Regions from separate parts of the Homo sapiens genome. Here regions 1, 3 and 4 are each linked to region 2. The links are chromatin contacts, found by Hi-C or POLR2A ChIA-PET in ENCODE. All regions are on one chromosome and are shown on one strand. Each heading gives the region's core, a stretch centred on a gene start or an enhancer-like site at or near the end of the contact. The rest is flanking DNA. Distances are from core to core; before and after follow the strand shown. Region 1 has its middle 160 kb from the start of TRIM33. Region 2 holds the start of MAGI3 (membrane associated guanylate kinase, WW and PDZ domain containing 3). Region 3 holds the start of DCLRE1B (DNA cross-link repair 1B). Region 4 holds the start of CTTNBP2NL (CTTNBP2 N-terminal like).

What was found. A loop is a pair of places that touch in the nucleus more often than their neighbours do. ChIA-PET counts read pairs that join two places held with the same protein, here RNA polymerase II (POLR2A). Pooled maps may share reads with other maps.
Region 1: a map of CD4-positive, alpha-beta memory T cell shows a loop between it and region 2 (7-fold over the local background). The contact joins the enhancer-like site here to the promoter of MAGI3 in region 2. A Hi-C loop is called at or near these places in 4 of 168 maps with a recorded cell type or tissue (CD4-positive, alpha-beta T cell, CD4-positive, alpha-beta memory T cell and naive thymus-derived CD4-positive, alpha-beta T cell) and 7 of 50 pooled maps.
Region 3: a loop to region 2 is called in a map of ascending aorta, with 5 times the contacts of the local background. The contact joins the promoter of DCLRE1B here to the promoter of MAGI3 in region 2. A Hi-C loop is called at or near these places in 5 of 168 maps with a recorded cell type or tissue (IMR-90, ascending aorta, chondrocyte and 2 more), 2 of 37 single-sample maps with no recorded cell type and 26 of 50 pooled maps. POLR2A ChIA-PET finds 5 or more read pairs at or near these places in 2 of 52 experiments (activated T-cell and activated naive CD4-positive, alpha-beta T cell).
Region 4: a loop to region 2 is called in a map of CD4-positive, alpha-beta T cell, with 9 times the contacts of the local background. The contact joins the promoter of CTTNBP2NL here to the promoter of MAGI3 in region 2. A Hi-C loop is called at or near these places in 4 of 168 maps with a recorded cell type or tissue (B cell, CD4-positive, alpha-beta T cell, CD8-positive, alpha-beta T cell and 1 more) and 15 of 50 pooled maps.

Annotation. Positions count from the first base shown.
Region 1 is chr1:114,344,901-114,347,707 of GRCh38, reverse strand. No RefSeq gene overlaps it. Among named protein-coding and RNA genes, the nearest start is that of TRIM33, 160 kb to the left of the region's middle. RefSeq lists an enhancer at 1,562-2,062. Within about 2 kb of position 1,452, at least 21 of the 41 ENCODE cell types and tissues checked have a DNase peak (open chromatin) inside an H3K27ac peak, as active enhancers do.
Region 2 is chr1:113,388,691-113,391,911 of GRCh38, reverse strand. It overlaps MAGI3 (membrane associated guanylate kinase, WW and PDZ domain containing 3), which reads right to left and starts at 1,397. Exons shown (of 21, transcript NM_001142782.2): 1 at 563-1,397. The coding sequence starts at 878. RefSeq lists enhancers at 352-401, 452-951 and silencers at 632-791, 852-981, 1,392-1,751, 1,782-1,831, 2,821-3,065.
Region 3 is chr1:113,904,002-113,906,802 of GRCh38, reverse strand. It overlaps DCLRE1B (DNA cross-link repair 1B), which reads right to left and starts at 1,477. Exons shown (of 4, transcript NM_022836.4): 1 at 1,028-1,477. The coding sequence starts at 1,216. It overlaps AP4B1 (adaptor related protein complex 4 subunit beta 1), which reads left to right and starts at 2,004. Exons shown (of 10, transcript NM_001253852.3): 1 at 2,004-2,198. The coding sequence starts at 2,086. RefSeq lists enhancers at 1,589-1,638, 1,669-2,228, 2,309-2,368.
Region 4 is chr1:112,394,824-112,397,693 of GRCh38, reverse strand. It overlaps CTTNBP2NL (CTTNBP2 N-terminal like), which reads right to left and starts at 1,480. Exons shown (of 6, transcript NM_018704.3): 1 at 1,422-1,480. RefSeq lists a silencer at 1,233-1,282.

The DNA of each region.
Region 1 (2,807 bases), core at 203-2,702, 960 kb before region 2:
TGGCAATGGCCCTTCTGCTTTCTGTACAATCACAGTCCAGAAGCATTAGAGCTTCACGAAACCTCAGAGATATGGTCAGTCGCCTCCTCAGGGGAGGCACCCAGGGCTAGTGCCCTGCCTAGGGTTTCATAGGTGGTGGCAGGCCCAGGCCCAGAACATACATCTCCAGACGCTGGTCTGAAGTGCTTGCCATCAAGCCTAGTCCTACATCTGCTGGGACCCCAGTGCTGTGGGGAAGGGATCTGGTGCTGTGGGGAAGGGATCTGGTGCTGTGGGGAAGGGATCTGGTGCTGTCCGGAAGAGATCTGGTGCTGTCCATACCCATCCGCGTGTAAATGTTGTGTGGCTGGTACAGTTTAGTAAGGAAAGTGTCAAAGAAAGGCAGTGTGAATATTGGTCTGCGAGGTATCAGCGAGCCAGTAAGCAAAGAACTTGGGAGGTGCGTGCTCTCTCTCTCTCTGACACACACACACACACACACACACACACACACACACACACAGCAAATTTCGGGAGGCAAAAAGCTGTGGGATTGGAGTTGGAGAGCTCAATTTCTGTGAGATCTTAATGAGATGGTTCTGAGAATCTTCAAAAGCTAGACAATTACAAGACACTGGAATTAAAGTTTTGCAAATACCTGAGGGAGAATACTAGCTCAGGCCCTCAAAAGGTAATCACCTGTCCTGAGCAGCCAGGACCGGAGGGTCCTGGGCCAGAAGACCCTCAGGGCAAGGGGCCATTGCAAAGACGATCATGACCATGATTACCGTCATGATTGTTATCCTCGGAGAGGGGCTGCCTGCCACAGGGAATGTGCGATGGTTTCAATCTGAAAACAATCCCTGAGCTGCATGTTCAGGTAAACTCATGCTCTAGAAGCAAGGTGCTGTCGTGCAAGTTGCTGGCACAGCCTTCCGCAGCCTTCTTGCAATTCCGGGCTGCACCCGCGAGGGCTAGCGTCACGGTCCCTCTTCTGAGGCGCGCTGGCGCCCTCTAATGGACACTGCCGAACAGGACGCCACGGCGCTGCTGAGGCGCGATGGCTGCGAGGCCGCTAGGGGCGCTTGCAGGCGGCACAGACTGGTGGAGCCGAGTGACGCGGCCGCCAGAGGTTTGGGCCGATTTTGGAGACCGGTGATTAGGTTTCTTTCTGCCTGATTCAGTCCTGCTAAGTTAAAACGTGCAATAATCCCTTACTGCCAAGGCACACGTTTCTCTGTGTTTCAGGGGTATCAAAAGCATTTGCTAAACAAGTCAAACCCGTCGTTCTTTCGGTCTATTCTATCAGTGCCTGGAGAGGAATCTGGAAGAAGGAGGTGGAGAAGGAAGGAAGGGCGTGGAGGGTGAAGACGGCCCTGTGTTCCCCTGGGCTGGCCCGGCCCTCCTTTCCCAGAGCTTTTCCCCCTCTCGCCGTCACTCCCGGGGGCCCTGGGCCAGGAGGGAAGGGGGATGGAGGGGAGGATGGGATCCCAGGGGAGGGTCTGGGTGCGCGCCCCCACTGCAGGGCAGGTGACTTCGGAGGCGCTGGAGCCAGCGGAGCGCAGGCCTGTCATGCAAGCCGACCCTGCGGTGGGAGGAAAAGCGGTCTCTCGGGGGAAGGCTCCTGGCAGAGGCCTTTCCCTTGATCGGCTCACTTGGCTCTTCTGGCAATGCGGTGCCCTTCGCAGGCAACTTTCCAGGGGTCAGAATCACAGTACGCCAGCCCTGGTTTACTCCCCACAAGCGTCTCAGTCCATCACTCTGCTTTGTGTTGTGCTTGCTCTGAGGCCCAGGCTCATCCTGTACAGGCCTCATCCAGTAGCTCAACATCTGTCTCCATTCCCTCTCCCTGTCCTTTCCCCAGAACCTCCCACCAAGAACGCTGGTCTCCTATTGCTTTCACAATAGGTCTTGATGGCCCAGAAAACCCGAGCGCAACTCTATGGCATCCAAAAATGTGTTCCCCATTACTACAGGCAGGGGAGAGCTGGGTCTTTAAACACCCTGGAGGTGAGGGGCATACACGTGTGCCTTCCTGCCTTAGAGTAGGCGGAATCCTAAGACATTAAAGAAAAGAAAACAAGACAGCTGATTTCTGAATTAAGCCGGATTAAAATTCATACTAAGCTGTACTATTAATTTAAAAAGCTCTTATTTACGGTCTACTAGACACTGGGCACTTTAAATTCAATAAATTATCTCTCTCTCTTTTTTGTTTTTGTTTTTGTTTTTGTTTTTGAGTCGGAGTCTCACTCTGTTGCCCAGGCTGGAGTGCAGTGGCGCGATCTCGGCTCACTCAGCCTCCACCTCCTGGGTTCAAGCGATTTTCTTGCCTCAGCCTCCTGAGTAACTGAGATTATAAGCACGTGCCCCCATGCCCCATGGCTATTTTTTTTTTTTTTGTATTTTTTGTAGAGATGGGGTTTCGCCATGTTGCCCAGGCTGGTCTCTAACTCCTGACCTCAAGTGATCCACCCCCCTTGGCCTCCCAAAGTGCTGGGATTACGGTGTGAGCCACCACGCCCAGCCTAAATTTAATAAATTCTCACAACAAGCAAGTTAAGTACTGTTTTCTCTGTTTTCTACATGAGAAAACTGGTAATCAGAGAGGTTAAAGACTTGTGCAAAACTACACAGCTCTCGATGTCAGTTGAAATAGGTAGGTTATGCTGCCTTAATAAATAGCCCCCATATTCCAGTGGCTCATGTTAAACCAGTCGTGGTTTATTTCCTATAAACATTCCATGTGCCTCACTCTGCTCTGTGCTGTGCTTGCTTGGAGGCCCAGACTAATGGGGCCGCCAGTTGTGGGACATTGCTGGGTGCTG
Region 2 (3,221 bases), core at 148-2,647:
ACCGTCATCGGTACTCAGACACCTGAACCACCTGGACTGACAGAGTTAGGCTGTCAGCTCTGAGATGTCTGCTAGAGTGCAAGAAACACTGAAGCAGCTAAGCCCTTCCAGGTACACCAGGTGGTAACCTTGGCACCAAGTGCCTCTATAGTAAAGTCCCTTTTTCCCTGTTAGAAGATGCGTAAGATCGTTCCAAAGAAAATGTTACAATCCTAAGGGCCTTTTTGCACAACACAGGAAAAGGCTGGCCTTCTCTAGTCAAAAACTCTTGTCTGCGGGGGGAGATGGAGCTACAAATGTAGGAAACCCAGCTTCTAGTCGCAATTCTGTGACAGCTAGCACAGCTAGCAGAGCAACCGCGCCAAGCCAGAGCTCAGTTTTCCCTTCGGCAAAATGGGACTCACCAACGCCACCCCTCCCCCTCGTCAAGGAGTCTGGCACACCCTAGAGGTCTAAGATTACCCGGGACAATACGCGGTGGGGAGGTGCCGCCGCTCCCAGGACGCCCACCCTGAAGCCCCTCTCCCCAACACCCCGAGACAGATACGCAGGGCCGGCGTACCTGGTTTCACAGTCTTGAGACGGATGGGCTCGCGGAAGTGGCGGATGACAGCCAGGGTGTCCCGGTTGGTGAGCCCGCTGACAGGCGTCCCGTTTACCTCCAGCAGCACATCGCCTGGGCTGGGCGCCTTGCCCGAGACGACGCAGCAGGTGCCCCCGCCGGGCTCCTCGCGGAGCCGCCCCAGGTAGGGGAACTCGCCACGCTCCGCGCCACCGCGGATCTCCGCGCCGAAGTCGCCCGGGGGCCCGGCCCAGGACACGGCGCACTCCTGCACCTTGCTGAGCCAGTGCTTCTTCTTCTTCAGCGTCTTCGACATCCCGAACCCCGCTGCACCATGGGGGAGACCCCGCGCGGGCGGCCGGGGCGCCGCTCCGGCCCCGTCTCAGCCCGGGGGCCCTGGGCGGCCCGCGCAGCCCGGTAAGGGGGGCCTCGCCGCTCCGGCCCCCACCCCGCGACCACAGCCCGCTGGGGGCCCGGCCGTTCCCAGACGCGAGACGCCCCTTGGACGCCCCTCCCGGCTGCGCTCCCCGGGGCTGACCGGACTCCGCGAGGGCCACCGCGGGTTAGGCTGAAGAAAGGAAAAGGGAATTGTCCCCAGGAGGTTCCAGAAGGGGCTTCGGGCGGGGTCACTGCCGCCGGCTGGTCCCTGGGCTCAGCGCCCGAGCGGCGGGAAAGGCTGAGGCGGGGGGGCGGGGAGGTGAAGGGGGAAGAGCCGGGAACGGGAAAAATCCGTGGGGGGCGCGCAGAAGCGCGCGTAGACCCGTCGCGGGATCGATCGTGGCCGCTGCGGAGCTGTAGCGCGGAGACCAACGCCTGCCCAAGCTGCCAGGAAACTGCCGCTTTCAAACCAGCCGCAACCTCCTCCTCCTCCCTTTTCCCTTCCCCCGGCCCTCGCCCATCCCTCATCCAGAGCCCCGCCCCCTCCCGCCGCGCGGCGCCCGGCGCGCTGCCGTCACAGGCTGGGCGCTTGGGAACGAGCCCCGGCCCTGGACTCTCGCGCCAGGGATTGGCCCCCGGCGGGCAGGAGGCGGACCGCCAACGAGAATGGGGACCACTGGTTGGTCGGTGCGAGTGGAGGAGGCGGGCACTAGAATGACTGAAGTTTAGAGAGGGTGGAAAAAAGAAGTTTGGAGAGTGAGGGAGGGCGCAGAGGAGGGGCAGGGGAGTGGAAGGGGCTGTAGGTCGCAGGGCCGGGAGAGGCCCTCTGCGCGGCGGCTGGAGCCGAGGAAAACTCGAATCCGAGAGGGACCGAGCTCCCCGAAGTGGGGGCGTGGCCGGCGAGTTAGGCGGAGACGCGGGCGGAGCCTCTGAGCCTGTGCGGGGCGCAGAGAGGGGCCGGTGTGCTTAGATTGGAAGACAACGTGCGGAGTCCTGAGCCGGCCGAGGTTCCGGGGCCTTTAGGGTGGCCTGTTACAGCCGATAGTTTGCATTGAGTGGATATTGCTTGTTCATTCGTTCATTCAACAGATGTTACTGAACGCCCATTGAGGCAGGGCTTCGGAGTCCGGTTGATGAAAGATATTATAAAATAGAGTCCGGCACTGCTGTATGACCTAAGACAAATTAGACAACCTCTCTGAGCCGCAGCGTCCTCAGTGAAAAGTGAAGATTACAGAAGATGTACAAAATAACTGCATAGTGCCTGACAGTGGGTGGTTGCCTCTTAAAGTTTGGTAGCTGCTGCTGCTGCTGCTGATGACGATGACGATTTTGTGTTAGATATTGTGCTAGGTACTGGGATTCAAGGGTGAAGAAAACAGAAGCCCCGCTATTGAGGAGGTTACAGTCTAGTGGGAGAGACTGAGAAGTAAGCAGACTGCCTGAGGTGAGGGAGTGGGGTGGAGGTAGAAGGTGGATTATTAAGAACTAACCTGGTAGCCAGCAGATCTGGTTGGAGTCCTGACATGCTACTTACTTGCTGTTTGACCTTGGCCAAATCTCAGTTAAAGGAGGTGAAGGGAGAACGAACATTAAATAAAAGATATCGTAGATCCCTTCCAGCTCTAATTTTTCAGAAATTTCACTTGAGCTTTCTCTCTTCCCCGGCTTGACTTACACTCTTCCCTGTCTTTGGAATGCCCTTCATCTCATCTCTTTTAAAACTCCTATCCGTCCTCATCCCAAATGCCGGCTCTTCCAGGTAGCTTTCTCTGATTTCTTGCCCTCAAGTGGAAAGTGTTTTCTCTGAGCTATGATCTTTGTTTCACTTTTGCAGCATGACATTTATTTGTGTAGTCTCCTGTCTCCCTTTAATAGTAGGTGAAAGCCCTTATAAAACTCCACACCTCAGATAGACTGGACCAAGCTTCAATAGCTGCAGTGATTTCGTTGACACCATTGTATCAGTCAGGGTCCTGGCAGGAAACAAATGGCATTTTGCAAAGATGTGGGCAGGGTGTGGGAAACCACAAGAGAAGCTGGAACCCTGAGGCTACAGCTCCTAGATCTGTCCAATCGGGAAAGAACAGTTACCGAAAAATCCAGACACACAGGGCCACCTGACAGGAGTCTGTGACCTTCAGTCAACGGATGCAGTCAGCCTAAGTAAACACCCAGCAAAGGACCTGGGGGATTTATATCTAACTCACCACCCTCCTCCAGTCTCCTGCTGGTGCTTGTCAATGGCCAAGTCCAACCAGACGCCAGAGGGCAAGGGAGG
Region 3 (2,801 bases), core at 228-2,727, 510 kb before region 2:
GAGTTCAGCTGGCCGGGCGTGGTGGCTCACGCCTGTAATCCCAGCACTTTGGGAGGCTGAGGCGGGTGGATCACGAGGTCAGGAGATCGAGACCATCCTGGCTAACACGGTGAAACCCCGTCTCTACTAAAAAATACAAAAAAAATTAGCCAGGCGTGGTGGCGGGCGCCTGTAGTCCCAGCTACTCGGGAGGCTGAGGCAGGAGAATGGCGTGAACCCGGGAGGCGGAGCTTGCAGTGAGCCGAGTTTGCGCCACTGCACTCCAGCCTGGGCGACAGAGCGAGACTCCATCTCAAAAAAAAAAAAAGAGTTCAGCAAACAGTCTAGTCAGCAATTCCCAAACTTACTCCTGATCTTAATCTCTTGGAGACTTAAGGGTGGGGTGGGGAGAGAGCTGGAGAACCACCCAGCACATTAGGTGGATTCTTAAGATGAGGCAAGTTTAGGCGGGGCGTGGTGGCTCACGCTTGTAATCCCAGCACTTGGGGAGGCTGAGGCGGGCGGATCACTTAAGGTCAGGAGTTAGAGAACAGCCTGGCCAACATGGTGAAACCCCGTCTCCACAAAAAATACAAAAAATTAGCTGGGCGTGGTGGCGTGCGCCTGTAATCTCAGCTACTCAGGAGGCCGAGACAGGAGAATCGCTTGAACCCGGGAGGCGGAGGCTGCAGTGAGCCGAGATTGCGCCACTGCACTCCAGCCTGGGCAACAGAGCGAGACTCCGTCTCAAAAAAAAAAAAAAAAAAAAAAAAAAAAGGCAAGTTTGGGAAACATCGGCCTAGCTTACTTATAAAGGTAGGAATAGTTTCCTTGGCTGGATTAAAATATCTCCTCAACTTATGGCTAACTATCTCAAGTTGGTCACTTCGAAAACACGTTCCTATTCTGGGTTAAAGATGCATTTTTGGGTTCAAACAACTTCCAAATCAGTTTTCGTGGCCCCCATTCTATGACTCCAAGAATGACAGGTTGAAGTCCCAACCCAGATGCCTGGACCAGCTCTCGGAGACCGACTCCAGCCCCATACCTGTAGGTGACGATGCAAGAGGTGGGCTGTAATTGGGGAGCAGTAGAGGGGCCGGGCCCAGGTGCTAGACAGGCCCACGGTGTGGTCCGAGTGCATGTGAGACAAGAAGAAGAGACGTGCGGTGCCAGCCCGGCGCAGGCTCCAGAAGTCCACTGCGATGGGCGTATGGGGGATCAGGACCCCATTCATGGTGGTAGGGTTGGAGTCACCAGTGGGATCTTCTCCACGGGGGCAGGGCTCCTGCGTGAGGCTTCCACAACGGCGTCCCGATAAAAGTCATGCTGGGGCAAGAACAGGGCCAGAGACCCTAAGGGAAAGAGCCCAGCAGAGCAATAAGTTACCAGAGTGGGCAGAAAAAGGAAGTCACCCTGCCCGCTGGAGCCCAAATCGCGGAGGGCGCTGGACACTCCCAACCGCGCGGGAGCGGAGGCCGAGCCGGGCACTCAAAGCGCGCGCTGCAGGGAGGAGACAGGCCAAAGTAGCCGATTTCCGATTGCCCGCCGCAGCTCCACCAGAGGGAGCCGCGCAGCTGCGCCTGGAGAGTGAGAGGTTGGGGGAAGGGCATCCTAAGGTCGGAGTCGGGACTACGCTTAGCGCTCGCTCGCGGGGAGACCGGCAGCGGTCTTCTGTTTGGTCTCTTGACAAGGGGGCGGGACTTCCGCAGAAAGCAAGATTGGGCCTATCCGCGATGAGAACGGCGTGGAGGGGGAATTAAGGCTGGAACTGGAGAGGGAGGGGTCTGCGGTCAGTCGGACGCGGCGCTGGAAATCCGGCGGAGGACCTAGAAGTAGCGGGAGCGATCTGTGGGCGGGGCGAACGGCCTGCCGGCCGACGGTAGGGCCTGAAGAGCCTAGGGTGGGGCTCGCGGTGTCGCGGAGGGCGTGGAAGTGTGTCAGGGCCAGCGTGCCGGCCCTACGGAAGCCGAGCCTGAGGCGAGATCTCGCCTTTTGTATTTTCACTGACTCATATTTCCTTTACTCAGGCTCCCACATCAGGACGAGAAGGAGCCCTCGAGTTACCGTGGGAGCTGTGGGAGCTGCCCTGTGACTCTTAGGAAGATGCCGTACCTTGGCTCCGAGGACGTGGTGAAGGAGCTGAAGAAGGCTCTGTGCAATCCTCACATTCAAGCTGATAGGCTGCGCTACCGGAATGTCATCCAGCGAGTGATTAGGTATCACCTACCTCCCTTCGCGTGCTAACTGCTCCCTTTGCAATCCCCATCAGGGCTCACTAGCCCCAGTCTCTCTGAAAGGGTGAATTAGCTTTCACACGTGGCAGTTATATGGTTCGGTCTTCGTCCTGCTGCTTTGGAGTACCATGTCAGTCTCCCCTCTGCAGCATCTTTTACTCAGCTGGGTAGTTTCCTCCATATCACGGGCTTGAGCAATTACTGGTGACTCTTGGATCTATAATATAGCTAGTACAGACTTCCTTTTTTAGCTTCAGACCCACGTATCCCACTGCCTGCTTGGCATTTCCACGTGCGTGGTTTATCAAAAGTATGTCCGAAATAGCCCGGACATTCTTCCGTCTTCCTCAAACCTGTTCAGCTTACATTTGTGTTGATGAATGCCACCAGCAGCCGACTATGCGTGGGAGCCAACCTTGAGGACACCTGATCTCTCACTTCTTATGTCAGATGGTTTGAATTCATAATTCTAAATATCCATCCTCTCTTGTTTATTAGCATTGTTGTTCTGGTCCAGGCCTTCATCAATAAAGCAATTGCAGCAGCTTACTAGTAGGCCACTTTGCCTCATTTGAGACAGAATTT
Region 4 (2,870 bases), core at 231-2,730, 990 kb after region 2:
TAGATGATTACTGGGGATTCAACGACATTAACATGAGGTCAAAATCAACACTTTGCACCTGCTGAAATGAAGACCACTTGACAAAACCTTTAGGAGCACACTAGAAGAGGCACTTTTTGGTAAACATGAATAGCTAGAATACCTTGCCTTTATTTACTCTTATCTCTGAGATTTAAAAATTGTTCTTACTTTTCATCCTCTAAATTTTGATAGATGATCGTAAAACCAATCAAAATATACATGAATGTTTCCTGGGGGCGGGGAGGACACTATAAAAAAGGGGTTAGAGAGTTACCAAAGGACATAGGACTAGATTAATCATAAACCTAGATGACTGACCCTGAATTTTCTTCAAACACTTCCTGTCTTTTGTTTCAACCTGCAGTATACCTTCAAGGTTAACTGCAGTCTCCCTGAGCAATGGACCAGCCCACCCTAGACTGGGATATACTCATTCCTAATCCACTGCTACTTATTTACTTATGTATACTGTTTCATTTGAAAACATGGTGTTATTCATTGACTGTCAAGCAACATATACTGCATTCCTGCCCACACAAAGCCAGCTCTGCAGATATCCAACACACCCACCTCACTGTGAAATATAAGATGGCTTTTCATCAAGTTCTCAGGGAGGAAATAGGGTGGAAAAGGAAAAATGAAACGCAATTCAAACCTAAGAAACCCTTAGAGGCTGGGTGCTCCCAGAAGGAACAGAAAGTAGAAGGAAGGTACAAAGGGTGAAGGAGAGGAGGTCCTAGTTCTCCCTCTTTCACAGTCCAAAACAGTCCCAAAACAGGAGAGCTCTCGACTCCTCACAAGAGGCCAGAGGATGCGAGGGGCTGCGGGAGGAAGACTGAGCATCAGAGAATGGGGGATGGGAAGAACTTAAGTGGGAGAAGCCGCTTCCTCCGTAAAGCTGGCTGTCTAGGTCGGTCTTTGATTTTTGCTTCGCCCCATCCCTCCTTTTTGGGAAACACCAATTTTATCTTACGGAGGAAAGCAGCTCCAGTCCCACCCTGGCGAGCAGGGACAGGTGTAGGGAGGGATGTTTGGCCTTCCGGGGGTACGAAATGGGGTTGGGGGCGGCAGCCTAGAGAATCGGTACCTGTGAGTCCTCTCCGCCAAGGCTGAGGTGCGGGGTGGGAGGTGCCTTTGAATGAGGGGTGTCAGAGGGAAGCCCCTTCTGAGGAGCTGGGAATCGACGAGGGACAAAAAGTAGCTGTGAGGACCCTCGGAGGATGAGGAGCCGCCTCCTCGGGGAATACCGGGAGGTGGAGGAGACGGCCCCGCCCCCTCAGGGGATGGGCCCAGAGGCCGTTGAGACGGCGGCGGGAGGCTACCGGTGCCCCTATCCTTGCTTTGCTCTTGAGAACCCGGCCTCCCAGCCATCACCAAGCCCCAGGGATAGTTGCTCCTACCTTTCCACGACGCTCCGGGCTCCGCTCCCCTCCGCCTCCACTCCCCATCCACAGCGGCTGAGGCTCCGCCCCCTCAGCCGCCCGGCGGGGGCATTGGCATTCACCAGCGCCAATCGCCTCCTTGCTTCTCCAGCCTCGGCCCCAATCCGCGCCGGCTGGAGGCGGGGCTTCTCCAAAGTCATTCAGGCTCCTCCCGGGGCCCCAAGATCCCTTTTGTTTGGGAAGAGCAAGGCCGGGATTGAGCTCGCGTCACTTCCGGGAGGAAGCGCCCTCCTGGGTCCTGGGCTTCAGGGTGGGCTCGCGCCCCTCCCGGCTCGGGGTCTGCAACTTTCCACCTCTGCGTGAAAAGTCTGGGCAGGACCGTGACTAGTGCTTCGTGCTTTTACCTGACTGTACGCGGAGTTTAGGAATGGAGGGCTCTGGTGGCCTAATCGATTGGGATTTTATCCAGAATGTTAATAAATGAAGTGGGCTTTGGTGTCTGCATTAGAATGAATTCGTTGTTGAAAAACCTGGCTTCCTTGCTCCCTTTTTTTTTTTCTTTTTTCTGGAAGCGCCTGTGGGCGTGGTGCTGGAAGCAAGGGTGCAAAGATGAAACACCTGGAGATCACCCTTCTCTCAACCACATTTTGTACAGAAGAGGATACTAACTTTGGGGGACATAAACCCAGCCGACCTGCCTTCCAGGCGGAAGTCAAATAATTGCAAATTTGTGTGGCAGGTTTTTCCACCCTATGCTTGCCAGCTGAGGCGACTTTTTTCTTTCCTTGGCCTCATTATATTGTGGGGAATGGTGTTTGCAGTGAAGTTGAAACAATGGAGAGTACAGAGGATGCAAGGAATGTCTGCCTTGTGAACACAGGAATGCAGATCTTGGTGGCAGCAAGTCTTAGGCAGGACCAAATAACTCAGAGAGGGGAGTGGATGTATAACTAGTTGTATCCCTACCTAAGGTCAAAGTTTCTGAATTCCTTTTCCACAGAATGGCTGTCAGCTCACAGATTGATGCAGCTGGTTACATTTACAATAACCACATTATTTAAAATACAATATAATAAATATTTGAGACGAATATTCATAATGCATAAATAATGTAGTACACTTAATACATTATCCCTAAACTTAGCAATTATAATTCGCAAGACAGCATTAGGGACCTAGTGCTTGCCTAGGCAGACAGTCCCCAAGGCAGATGCAGCCTGCCTCATGCAGTTTACAGTCTGACTGAGGGATGTGATCAGTTTGTGCGATTATAGTCTGAAAGAAGTAAACAAGTATTTATCATGTTATCACTGTGCCATGTACTTTCATTTAATGGTATTTGATGTCATTTTCAGTGCTGTATGAGAAATCTATCCTACAGTGTAGGATAGACATCATTGTGTCCAATTTACAGATGAGAAGATAGAGATTCAGAGAAGTCAAATAAAGTCATAGAGCTAGTAAATG